Regions from separate parts of the Homo sapiens genome. Here region 1 is linked to region 2. A link is a contact called in ENCODE Hi-C or POLR2A ChIA-PET data. All regions are on one chromosome and are shown on one strand. The core of a region is the stretch at or near the end of the contact, and the rest is flanking DNA. Distances in the headings are between cores, read along the strand shown.

The links. A loop is a pair of places that touch in the nucleus more often than their neighbours do. ChIA-PET counts read pairs that join two places held with the same protein, here RNA polymerase II (POLR2A). Pooled maps may share reads with other maps.
Region 1: a pooled map shows a loop between it and region 2 (5-fold over the local background). The contact joins two enhancer-like sites. A Hi-C loop is called at or near these places in 2 of 50 pooled maps. POLR2A ChIA-PET finds 5 or more read pairs at or near these places in 2 of 52 experiments (activated CD4-positive, alpha-beta T cell and naive thymus-derived CD4-positive, alpha-beta T cell).

What each region holds. Positions count from the first base shown.
Region 1 is chr1:15,914,827-15,921,337 of GRCh38, forward strand. SPEN (spen family transcriptional repressor) reads left to right here. Exons shown (of 15, transcript NM_015001.3): 6 at 1,302-1,453; 7 at 4,100-4,225; 8 at 4,578-4,691; 9 at 6,044-6,157. Among named protein-coding and RNA genes, the nearest start is that of ZBTB17, 58 kb to the right of the region's middle. Within about 2 kb of position 4,670, at least 5 of the 41 ENCODE cell types and tissues checked have a DNase peak (open chromatin) inside an H3K27ac peak, as active enhancers do.
Region 2 is chr1:16,382,569-16,389,421 of GRCh38, forward strand. All of the region lies in intron 1 of SZRD1 (SUZ RNA binding domain containing 1), which reads left to right. Among named protein-coding and RNA genes, the nearest start is that of SZRD1, 19 kb to the left of the region's middle. RefSeq lists enhancers at 3,013-3,513, 3,514-4,014. Within about 2 kb of position 4,408, at least 20 of the 41 ENCODE cell types and tissues checked have a DNase peak (open chromatin) inside an H3K27ac peak, as active enhancers do.

The DNA of each region.
Region 1 (6,511 bases), core at 3,420-5,919, 470 kb before region 2:
AGAAAAAAAAGAAGAAGAAGAAGCCGTAACAATCATTTCTGTTTGTCACTGGGGACCATGCAATATCAAAAGATAATTTAAAACATATTGCTTTAATCTGTTTTCATAGTTACTCTTATATCTAAAATTTCCGTATTTAGACAGTTGATTTATTGTGTTAGTATGAGAGGGGCGAAATGCTAAATATCTTATAAAATGTTGAAAAGTAAATGAAATTAAACAATGAAGGTGGACTATTTTCAGCTGAGTTTTTATGTCTATTTCAGAGTATAGTTTTATACGCCAAATTGAGAGCCTGCTACGTAATTTTGGAAACTAGGATTAGGCTCAAATAATTAATTACCATTTTTGCTGGGGTTTAAAATCTATTTCTGTGTCAGTGATTATTTTTAAAACAAATCAGGCCAAGTGCAGTGGCTCACGCCTGTCATCCCAGCACTTTGGGAGGCTGAGGCAGGAGGATTGCTTGAGCCCAGAGACCAGCCTGGGCAACAGGCTGGGGGGGTGGAAAAACTAGCTAGGCATGGTGGCATGCACTGGTGGTCCCAGCTACTTAGGAGGCTGAGGTTGGAGGATTGCTTGAGCCTGGGAGGTTGAGGCTCCAGTGAGCCATGATCCTGCCAGTACACTCCAGTCTGGGTGGCAGAGCGAGACTCTGTCCCAAAAACAACAGATCACCTTAGCAAAGATATCTATCTATTTTATTTTTTCTATTTTATTTTTGAGACAGGTTCTCTCACTGCCATCACCCAGCCTGGAGTGCAGTGGCGTGATCACAGTTCACTGCAGCCTCAACTTCCCATTCTCATGCTATTCTCCCACCTCCGCTTCCCAAATAGCTGAGAATACAGGCGTGCGCCACCATACTTGGCTAATTTTTTGTATTTTTTTTGGTAGAGATGGGGTTTCAACATGTTGCCCAGGCTAGTCTCAAACTCTGGGGCTCCAGCGATCCTCCCACCTTGACATCTTAAAGTGCTGGAATTACAGGCATGAGCCACCCTTCCCAGCTAATTTAGCAGATTTAAATCAGTTTATTTTTAATTTTAAAGGTTAAACAAAGTGTTACTTTAGCCTTAATTTTTTTTTGAAACGTTTATTTAGCCTTTGTATTCCTTTTTTGCTTTAGAGTTAATAAGGGGTGGCTATTTCTGAAGGTGTTTATGATATTTCAGTTTATGTGAGTATTCAAGCCCATTATTTCAGACATTTTGTTTTTTAAATGTAGATTTTTCCATGATATATAAATATGCATTAAAATACTGTCTTCTCTTTTTACTCGGCCCCCATTCCACTTACAGAAACAGAAAGTGAAAATGAATTTCGCCCCTTGGATGAAAGGATAGATGAATTTCACCCCAAAGCAACAAGAACTCTCTTTATTGGCAACCTTGAAAAAACCACTACTTACCATGACCTTCGCAACATCTTCCAGCGCTTTGGAGAAATTGTGGTATGTTGCTTTTACTATGTAAACAATTTTAGGTCTTTGTCATAACACATAAAGCATAGTACAGATTATATTTGGAAAGGTGATATTTAATGGTGTAATGAATGAACATTGTTGTGTGCTTTTAGCTCTTGCTAAAAGATAATCCAGAGAATCCCATTGGGTATGGTTCTATATACGTGTGTAAAAATGTAATATATGTCCTTTGTTTACACATATATATTTTCTTACCTCTTTTTTTTTTTTTTTTTTGAGACAGAGTATCACTCTGTCTCCGAGCCTGGAGTGCAGTGTCATGATCACGACTCACTGCAGCCTCAACCTCCTGGGCTCAAGTGATCCTCCCATCTCTCAGTCTCCTGAGTAGCTGGGACTGCAGACATGTCCCACCACGCCCAGCTAACTCTTGTGTTTTTTGTAGAGGTGGTGTTTTGCCATGTTGCCCAGGCTGGCTCTTACCCATTTTTATCTTTCTTTGTTCATTGGGTTCTGTTTTAATGCCATCTCTAGTCCTGTGGATTGAAAGGAAAATCTGGAAGAGAAAAATGTTTGTAAAAATGAAGCAGCAGGCTGAGCATGGTGGCTCACACCTATAATCTCAGCACTTTGGGAGGGTGAGGTGGGCAGATCACTTTGAGCTCAGAAGTTTAAGCCCAGCCTGGGCAACATGGTGAAACCCTGTCTCTATAAAAATACAAAAATTAGCTGGGCGTTGGTGGCTTGCTCCAGTAGTCCCAGCTACTCAGGCGGCTGAGGCTGGAGAACCACTTGAGCCCAGGAAGCAGAGGCTGCGGTGAGCCGAGATCACGCCACTGTACTCCAGCGTGGGTGACAGAGTGAGACCCTGTCTCCAAAAATAGAAGCAGCAAATTAGTGTATGATTGTTTTGTGATCACAGTGCACATCAGAAATACCTTGGGGATTACTAGAATATGGATGTCGTCTGCTAGCAGTTTAATTCTATTAGGAAGTCTTAATTTGAATCACTTTTTATATTATGCAAGTCATTGTTAGATTAAGGGGTACAAGAAGTTTTCTGTTCCTTTATGACTTAAAATTAGAGTCAGTTTAAAAATGAAAATATTTTGGTCACAGCTTTGTAATCTTGGGATATACTATTATTATTTTTTTAGACAGAGTTTCACTCTTGTCACCCAGGCTGGAGTGCAGTGGTGCGATCTTGGCTCACTGCAGCCTCCGCCTCCTGGGTTCAAGCGATTCTCCTGCCTCAGTCTCCTGAGTAGCTGGGATTACAGGCGCCCGCCACCATGCCCAGCTAATTTTGTATTTTTTAGTAGAGGCGGGGTTTCACCGTGTTGGCCAGGCTGGTCTTAAACTCCTGACCTCAGGTGATCTACCTGCCGTGGCCTCCTAAAGTGGTGGGATTACATGTGTGAGCCACCATGCCCAGGCTGGGAGATAACATTTTGTAAGATATCAGCCTTTCTCATCTCCTCAAAATCTTTCATAGAATCGTAACTTCTGTAGAAATCTGCACATGCCTTCTTTCTTGGTTCAGCCACAGCAAACTTATAGAGAACCACAACCCCCAATTAATGCTCCAGCAATATGATATTACAGATTCTTGGCCAGAAAGTCACACATCTGAGGTTTCATCAAAGCACTGGAAGCCCTGGTAGTTAGTTATTGTCCTTGATAGGTATGACAGCCCCACCCCAATGTCCTTCCTTGCTGATGGAGAAATGGATGACCTCATTTTCAATTATTTTGATTTGTCAAATTATTTTGGTTTTGTGGGAGTAGCATATACTCTAATTGCAGTTCTACTGCCTACCTAGATGGGTGGTATGGAATTCAGTAACCTATCTGGGCTCCAGCTTCTTTTGTCTTTAGACAGTTATCTGTTATTTATTTATTTATTTATTGATCTTTTAATTTTAAAGGTTAAAGAACAAAGATTTATTAATCTTCTCAGATATCATATTTTATTTTATTTATTTATTTTTAAGACGGAGTTTCACTTTTGTCACCTGCGCAATGGCGCGATCTTGGCTTACCGCAACCTCTGCCTCCCGGGTTCAAGCGATTCTCTTGCCTCAGCCTTCAGAATAACTAGGATTACAGGCATGTGCCGCCATGCCTGGCTAATTTTTGTATTTTTAGTAGAGACAGGTTTTCACCGTGTTGGCCAGGCTGGTGTCGAACTCCTGACCTCAAGTGATCCGCCCGCCTCCACCTCCCAAAGTGCTAGGATTACAGGCGTGAGCCACGGTGCGCAGCCAGATATCATATTTTAAATGGCCTGGCCCCTAATAACGATTTTAGATATTGCAGAAGGGAATTATTTCTTAGGATTTCATTAAATAGCCTGCCTTTTCTTTATTATCGTTAAGTTTCTCTTAATGCTGTTAGTATGGATTTTAAATTTTGAATTTTGAATTGCAATGCTGTTGCTCCTCTGCAGAGAGCTTCACATGAGAAGGATTTCATGGTTTGTGACAATAAATGCTATATGTTTTATAGCAAACTAGTAACTTACCATTGTATTAAGGTGTACAGTTTTTTTAACTAAGTAAATGATGATTGAGAACATGACTTTTTTGAGAAATAAATACCCTATATGGACTTGGTTCATTCTAATTTATTTTCTTGGGCATATTGCTAAGTTGTATTCATTGGTTTTTTCAGGATATTGACATTAAGAAAGTAAATGGAGTTCCTCAGTATGCGTTTCTGCAATACTGTGATATTGCTAGCGTTTGTAAAGCTATTAAGAAGATGGATGGGGAATATCTTGGAAATAATCGCCTCAAGGTAAATGAATTTGCATAAATTATTGTGCTGTTATGATTTGCTTTGTTTTTTAAGACTTGAAGGGTTTTTTTTTTGCATATGCCTTATTATTTAAGATCCTACTAAGACAGATAACCATAAAAGTGATATACTTCTTTGCATTCCTATCCTATTATATACTGTAATCTGATTAATATTCGATTAGCCAGGCAGGATTTTTTTTGTATATTCCTATTTAATTTTAACCAGATGTTTCCCACTTGAGATGTTGATTTGATAAGATTACTATAGAAAACCAGTTTTCTGAGAATTCTGTTGTAGTTGAATAGTAATTGTGAACTTTACTAATAGAAATTTTGCCTTTTATATTCAGCTGGGTTTTGGAAAGAGCATGCCTACAAACTGCGTGTGGCTAGATGGGCTTTCTTCGAATGTGTCAGATCAGTATTTAACACGACATTTCTGCCGATATGGGCCTGTGGTAAAGGTAGGCGGGAGGTTTTGGTATGTGGTTCAGACTTCTGACTCACTCGTCTTGGTATTCTCTCCTTTCAGTCTCAGTTGGCTAGCATTGCCTATTTCTTTAATAACGAGCACATTAAAATTATGTTTGCTAAGATTTGGTCAATAAGGGCATTTGCATCTGTTGCCTTAAGTTATGAGTATTTTGAAGAAACTATTTTGAACTAGCCAAGGTGATTAATTTTGAAACTATTCTCATAGTATAAATAGAATGAAATAGAAATGTTGCTTAGGGATTTTTATAATTTTATCTTACATTAAAATTAGATAGTCTGACTATATAGTTATTCACATTTACACTAAATATGTAATTAGACTTTTTTAAATGAGGGGAAGTTCACACAACAGAATATTCATCTAACCAATGATTTTTATGTAATACATCCATAAGCAACAGGAAAAGGGTCTCCAGACCCAATTCAGTGTGTGAAGGTAAAGCTTTGGTTCCTTAAAACTATGTTTACTCTGTGGTAGGTATATTGTATACCCTTGACAATGCTTTTTTTTTTTTAAATTTATTTATTTATTTTTAATTGAGACAGAGTCTCACTCTGTCACCCAGGCTGGAGTGCAGCGGCGGGATCTCAGCTCACTGCAACCTCCGCCTCCCAGGTTCAAGCGATTCTCTAGCCTCAGCCTCTTGAATAGCTGGGATTACAGGTGTGTGCCACCACGCCTGGCTAGTTTTGTATTTTTAGTACAGATGGGGTTTTGCCATGTTGGCCAGGCTGGTCTCAAACTCCTGACCTCAAGTGATCCACCTGCCTCGGCCTCCTAAAGTGCTGAGATTACAGGCACTGCGCCTGGCAGACAATACTTTAAATGTAGCTTTTGTTGTTTAGAGAAATACACATCTTAAAGATTGCCTGTATAAAAAAATCCACAGCCTTAAGACAGTTATGCTACTTGTAGCCAAAGTTCACAGAAATTCTTTGTTGTTCTTAATTTTTCCTTCCTTTCAAGGGTGTTTTTTGCTGTTGTTGGTTTTGCTTTTTTGTTTTGAGCCAAAACAAGACGAATACTTTACTGAAATACAATATAGTGGTCAGTAAACATGGAAAACAAAGTAAAATACAGAAGAACAAAATAAAGGCATAATATCTCAAGCCATAATGTCTATGATTCTAAACAGTCCCTGCACATTTTCATTTTATTGTGTTCACTACAGTGTGCATCACACTTTTTTTTTTAATAGAATAAAATATATAAAAATATATTTTTTCTCATCCGTGTCCTTGTGGCTTAGGATTTTGTTGGGACTGACACTAAGTCCAGTGGATGAGGCTCTTACTTGTTTTTTGTTTGTTTGTTTTACAGGTGGTGTTTGACCGCTTAAAAGGCATGGCCCTGGTTCTCTACAATGAAATTGAATATGCACAAGCAGCTGTAAAAGAGACCAAAGGGAGGAAAATCGGTGGGAATAAAATTAAGGTGTGCAGAATGACTTTAAACAGAAGCAAAACAAAGTCCTATTCAAATCTCACCCTCTTGGGCTGGGCGTGGTGGCTCACGCCTGTAATCCCAGCACTTTGGGAGGCCAAGGCAGGTGGATCACCTGAGGTCAGGAGTTCGAGACCAGCCTGATGAACATGGTGAAACCACGTCTCTACTAAAAATACAAGAAAAATTAGCCGGGCTTGGTGGCGCGTGCCTGTTAATCCCAGCTACTTGGGAGGCTGAGGCAGGAGAATTGCTTGAACCCAGGAGGCGGAGGTTGCAGTGTGCTGAGATCATGCCGTTGCACTCCAGCCTGGGTGACAGAGTAAGACTCCATCTCCAAAAAAA
Region 2 (6,853 bases), core at 3,158-5,657:
ACCGCAACCTCCCCCTCCCGAGTTCAAGCGATTCTCCTGCCTCAGTCTCCCGAGCAGCTGGGATTACAGGCATGCGCCATCACACCTGGCTAATTTTTGCACTTTTGGTGGAGACAGGGTTTCACCATGTTGGCTATGCTGGTCTTAAACTCCTGACCTCAGGTGATCCGCCAGCCTCGGCACTCCCAGAGTTCTGGGATTACAGGCGTGAGCCACTGTGCCGAGTCGGGACCCATCTTCTAAGGTTAGACTCTAAAGCAGTGTTGTCCAACAGAAGGTACAATGTGAGCCACATGGATAATTTTTTTTTTTTTTGAGACGGAGTCTCACTCTCTCCCCCCTGCTAGAGTACAATGGTGCAATCTCAGCTTACTGCAACCTCCGCCTCCCGGGTTCTAGCGATTCTCCTGCCTCAGCCTCCTGAGTAGCTGGAATTACAGGTGCCCGCCACCACGTCCGGCTAATTTTTGTATTTTTAGAAGGGACAGGGTTTCACCATATTGCTCAGGCTGGTCTGGAACTCCTGACCTCAGGTGATGCACCCACCTCGGCCTCCCAAAGACACATGGGTAATTTTATATTTTCTTTTTCTTTTCTTTCTTTCTTTCTCTCCTTCCTTCCTTCCTTCCTTCTTGCTTGCTTCTTTCCTTTTTTTTTTCTTTTCTTTCGAGGTGGGGCCCCACTCTGTCATGCACCTGGAGTGCAATGGCACAATCATAGCTCACTGCTGCCTCAAACTCTTGGACTTAAGCAATCCTCCCACTTCAGCAGCCTCCCAAGTAGCTGGGACTACAGGTGTGTGCCACCATGCCCAGCTAATTTTTTATTTTTTGTAGAGTTGAGGTCTTACTTTCTTGTCCAGGCTGGTCTTGAACTCCTGGTTTCAAGCAATTCTCCTCTTTCAGCCTCCCAAAGTGTTGGGATTACAGGCATGAGCCACTGCCTCAGCCTTAATTTTATATTTTCTAGAAGCAACATTTTAAAAGTACAAAGAAACAGATGAAATTAATTTTAATTTTTTTCTTTTTTTTTCTTTTCTTTCTTTCTTTTTTTCCTTTTTTTTTTTTTTTAGACAGAGTCTTGCTCTGTTGCCCAGGCTGGAGTGCAGTGGTGCAATCTCAGCTCACTGCAACCTCTGCCTCCTGGGTTCAAGCGATTCTCCTGCCTCAGCCTCCTGAGTAGCTGGGATTACAGGCATGCGCCACCACGCCTGGCTAATTTTTGTATTTTTAGTAGAGATAGGGTTTCACCATGTTGGCCAGGCTGGTCTGGAACTCCTGACCTCGTGATCCGCCCGCCTGGGCCTCTCAAAGTGCTGGGATTACAGGCGTGAGCCACCGCGGCTGGCCAGTTTTAATATTTTTAATTTAACTCAGTATGTCCAAAATAGTATAATTGTAACATGATTATTATTTTAAAATACGTGAATTGTTTAAAAATATGTGAAGCATCCCTGTAAAATCAAACCTGGGGTGATAGGACTTGGGGTGTGTCCCTCTCTGGGATTAGTCAGGGGAAGTAGAATAATTACAGGAGCATTGGAGGTGGCCAGTCCTAGTCATACCAGGCCAGGACACTGTCACTGCTATGCTACTGATGGAAACAAGGCAGAGACGAAACAGAATTAAATCAACATGGAGGTTGTTTGGAGAAGTCCATGGATTGTACATCTGAACTTGAAATGGCCAGTGGCCAGGCACAGTGGCTCACACATAATCCCAGTACTTTGGGAGAGTGAGGTGGGAGGATCACTTGAGCCCACAGTTCAAGAGCAGCCTGGAGAACATAGCAAGACCCCGTCTCCACCAAAAAAAAAAAAAAAAGGGAAAAAGAAATGGCTAATGATGCGGGAGACATTTTTATCTGATAGTTTTAGACCAGATTTTGCTGTTGTAGATTGCTTCTACCTGTGAATTCTTTGACTGTATTCCCAAGTGAAATTGGGAATTCTGATTCCCAAGGAATCAGAATCCCATCCATATTTGTGGTATGGGAAACAAGACCCCTTGCAGGGGAGACTGGTCCACCAGGAGACCCTGTAGCCCAGGGACCTGGGCGCCAGTGTCCCTCCCAAGGCCTGAAGACATAAGGCTAGCATGGGCCGTGGCTGGCTGTGTGGGAGTTCAGGGCCGGAACAGGTTGGAAGGTAGTCTCGCCTGCTATCCCTTATTTCTTCTCTTTGCTTTTTTCTTTGCCCTTTGCTTTTTGTGTTACTCAGGGCCTGTGGGACCCTGATTCTGGGAGAAATCTGTTGTGCTCTCCAGGTTCCTGTCTCTTCTTCAGATCTCCCCGGGTCCACTTGTAGACTTGTGCACCCTGATTCAGGATGAGACCAGAGGACCCTGTGGGGCAGCGATTCATAGGGAGCTCAAGGCCAGTTGTTATTCTTTGAATTTGAGAGAAACATTGGAAATGTCATCTTCTGAAATGAAAACTAACAGAGAAAGGCAAATCATTTGGGAAAAGTTACTTAAATGGTAACCTTGTTGCCAATAAAAGAGTATTTTCTAATTCAAAGTCCAAAGCAAGGGTCCCTCTTAGATCTCTGTTCAATATAAGATTGCTCTATTTCTTGGGAGTCGTGTTGGTGACACTGGAGACCAGAGGATTCCGGTTCTCAGAGAGAGGGATGCTGTGATGGAGTAGGACAGTACAGTCTTTTGGCTTGTATACTGAGGCACAGAGTGGGGAGGCCTGCTGTCCTTGGGGAGTGGGTAGCAGCAGATCAGGCACCAGAAAGGGTGAGACACCCCCTCTGACCCTTGTAGTGTAACAGGTGTGAGTTTGTTCACTTTGTCTCTTGTGAGCTTGGCTAGTTCGAATCAGTCCCCCAGGGCATCATCACCCCAGGCTGTTGTGTAAACATTCGTACCTGAGAAGGTACAACTGTAATGGTGCTTATACTTGCTGTGCTTTACACTAAGACCCAGAATAGCCTATTTCTTCCTCTCCTCTGCCTTTCTCACCTTTCTTTTTTCCTTGTCATCGACCTCTTAACGTTACAGGAGTAAACCTACCACTGTAATCTGCTTCACCTTACAGACACATCCCTATCTTTTGTCACCTTTGTTCCTTTTGTAGCTTGTGACAGTAACAAACTGGGTTGTTTGAGGTGACCCCTTCCCTGCTCTCCTCCTTGGGAATGATCTTATCCGCATTGTACTCCTAGGTCCCATACCCTAACTTTTCAGCCAGAGGCACATTTATAGCAAGGTTAAGGGCATCAGCAGCCAGTGAAGCTGAGCTTCCTCCTCTGGTGAGTTAAAATTGCAAATGTTGACATCTGATCCCATTCACCTTGTGGTTGTGGCTCTCCTTTACCTCCCATAAAGGACCAGCCCTGTCGAGAACCACCTTCCTCCCCACTGTGCTTCTTCATGATTTCCTGCCTCCGCTCTTTCCTTCTGGCTTTGCTTGTTCTCTGAGACCGAGAAGCTTGTGTCCCATTTCTGTAGATGTGTAGCCTCATAGGACAAGTGATGTCAAGGTTTGGCAACAGTAGATCTTTTGCTTAGGATTTGGACCCGGAACACAGAATGTCACCTTCTGTGGGCTGCTTGGTGCTACTTGGCTGAAGAGCCTTTCCAGGAGCAGGAGCCATAGGAGATCACTTTCCTGGCCACCGCCCTGTGTGGTATGCTTGTGCCCTAGCACTTGCCTTGTGCCCACTCACAGCAGTCACAGCGATGGTTTTCTTTGACTAGCGATGGAGGTCAGGCCTCTAACACAGGAGCCTAGACCTTGGGCAGGACTCTGCATCCTTGTCTAAAGAGAGGGTTCCCTTAGGTAGTACGATTCCTTATTTCAGGCCTGCATCTAGATGCTTCCCCACACAAGTTCTGAGGCCTGTTTAATTCCATTGGGCTATTGCATCTCTGGGGGAGATGCACATTTTCCTTGTAATACACCCTGTAGGAAAGTTTTGACTTGGTCCAGCTTTTCAGAGCATGAGTCTGAGAGCAGATTGATTGCAAGGCCTTGTCTGAGAAGAGAATAGACTGACTCATGATACCTGGACAGACTCCAGAGGGAGATGCGATGCCCTCTCCAGCTGCTGGCAGAGCATTCCTTCTCCTGCTTGGGCGCCTCTGAGCATGCTGGCGTCCAGCTGGCCATCTAAAGATGACCAGGATCCACTTTCCACCAAAGCTGCTTGGGTTTCCATCCCATTCTGTAATCTTATGGAAGAATCCCTCTCCAGCTCTGATAAAGCTCTTCTGCCTTTCACAGTGGAGTTGGATGAGAGTTGTAGTTCTTGGCATGCCAGGGAGCAGTGTGGAATTGGGGGAGATGACCAATATCTAATGGTTTATACTGGCATTTCCAGGGGATTTGAGCAATTGTCGGGGGAGGGTGGTATGTCAGCATAGGGGCCTCAAAAGGCGAATTCTAGGGCTGTCTCTGTGGTTTACTACCTTGTGACCTTGGGTAAGTTCCCTAACCCTCATCTGACAGAAGGATAAAAGCTACTTTGTCTGCCAAACAGGGCTGGTGTGAGCAGAAAATGAATGTCTGGGGAAGAATGTTGACAGCCATAATACATTATATCGATATAAGGTATTATTTTAAAAGCTATTAGTATTATATTACATGCCAAGTATGTTAATCATGTTCTAGTTTGGGGACAGAGGCGCATTTACTCAGACATGGCCTACGATGTCCTCTTGAAGCGCTTTTCTTCCACCCAGGCTCCTTGTGCTGGAACTGGGCAGATGGTCCATCTTCCTTAAACCCTAGAGGAAGAAGGAAGCAGTTTGCTTTCCTCAGAGGAGACCTGGATGGGACTTCTCAAATTCACTCTAATGTGTGAGGCCCATTTCTCTCTCTGTCTTATTTGGCTCTCGCAGCGATATGAAAGTGAAAGTTCACATAGTGAAGTTGGAAAATTCAGTGCATTGCCATAAAAATACTGATTTGGTTTCTTCTGCGCTAGATCTGGCCCTGTCTGCCAAAGCTTGTTGGCCGTCATTAGGCAGGGCAAGTGCTCTTTGGTGCCCTGCAGCCCCTTCACTTCCCCAGGTATGCTCCGTGCGAGTGGAGTTTGGCTGCTTGCCTGGTCTATGAAGGCATTTGGTCTCAACCCTCAAAGGCTTCTAAATTCTACAGCTGTCAAGGCTCTGTTTATGATGGAGAAACTCGAATAGGCAGTCTTGTATTTAGAGTGGAGCGAAATGATACAGTATGAAACTTTAAAACAAGAAGTTACTTGTGAGAAGCCCTTAAAAGGTAATAGGCAATAGACTAATATGAGCTGTAGTACTTACTCAGGTAATAACACTGGTATTAATAGAATTAATACAATTCCATCAATACAGTCATTTTCAGGACAGAGTACGTAGTGGACATAGATTCTGTGTGAGTGTCTGTGTTTGTCAGTTCACAGAAAACATCCAGGTCGTTCTCTTATTATTGGTGTACCTTTTCCATTCAGTCATTCAGCATTCTTTGGCACCAACTGTGTTCCAAGCTGGAGCGAGAGGTTTCCATTTTAGTGCCTTTCTGGCCCCTCCAGAGATTTGATGGTGCCTCAGAATACAATAAATTACATATATATATATATTTTGAGACAGAGTCATGCTCTATTGCCCAGGCAGGAGTGCAGTGGCATAATCTCGGCTCACTGCAACCTCCGTCTCCCAGGTTCAAGAGATTCTCCTGCCTCAGCCTCCTGAGTAGCTGGGATACCACGCCCAGCTAATTTTTGTATTTTTAGTAGAGACGGGGTTTCACCTTGTTGACCAGGCTGGTCTTGAACTCCTGACCTCAAGTGATTCACCCACCTCGGCCTCCCAAAGTCAAAGTGCTAGGATTGTAGGCGTGAGCTACCATGCCCAGCCAAATATATAAATATATTTTAAACACAAGTTAGTACCAATCAGGATAGGTGTCAGTGTTAGACTAGATTTAAATCTAGTTTCATATGGTTAATCTAGTTCATACTGTTTACAAGAGATGCAAATAAGGACATGGAAAGGTGAGAAAAACTATGTTCTAGGAAATACTGACCAAAAGAAAGCTGGCCAACTTTATTAATATGAAACAATACATTATAAGGCAAAAAAGATCACATCATAATGATACACTGTTTAACTTACTAGAAAGAATAAGTCTTTTTTTTTTTTTTTTTTTTTTTTTGAGACAGAGTCTTGCCCTGTCGCCCAGGCTGGAGTGCAGTGGTGTGATCTCCACTCACTGCAGCCTCCCTAGTAGCTGGGATTACATGTGCGCACCACCACGCCTGGATAATTGTTGAATTTTTAAATAGAAACAGGTTTTCACCCTGTTGCCAAACTGGTCACAAACTCCTGACCCCAAGTGATCCGCCTGCCTCAGCCTCCCAAAATGTTGGGATTACAGGCATAAGCCACTGTCACTGTGCCTGGCCAATAATTCTTAATTCTTTACCTGGTCAGTAGATCAAATGAGTCAGTAAGAATTTACAAGATTAGAACAATATAGCTAACCAGCTTGAACTTTGAACTGCACCCATCAACTGGAGAATAGTTATTTCCTTTTTTTTTTTTTTTTTTTTTGAGACAGAGTCTCGCTCTGTCGCCCAGGCTGGAGTGCAGTGGCACGATCTCAGCTCACTGCAAGCTCCACCTCCCAGGTTCACGCCATCCTCCTGCCTCAGCCTCCCGAGTAGCTGGGACTACAGGCACCCACCACCACGCCCGGCTAATTTTTTGTATTTTTTTGAGGGGGGGTGGGGGGGGGGCAGAGTCTTGCTCTGTCGCCCAGGCTGGAGTGCAGTGGCGCCATCTCGGCTCACTGCAAGCTTCGCCTCCCGGGTTCACGCCATTCTCCTGCCTCAGCCTTCTGAGTAGCTGGGACTACAGGCGTCCTGCCTCAG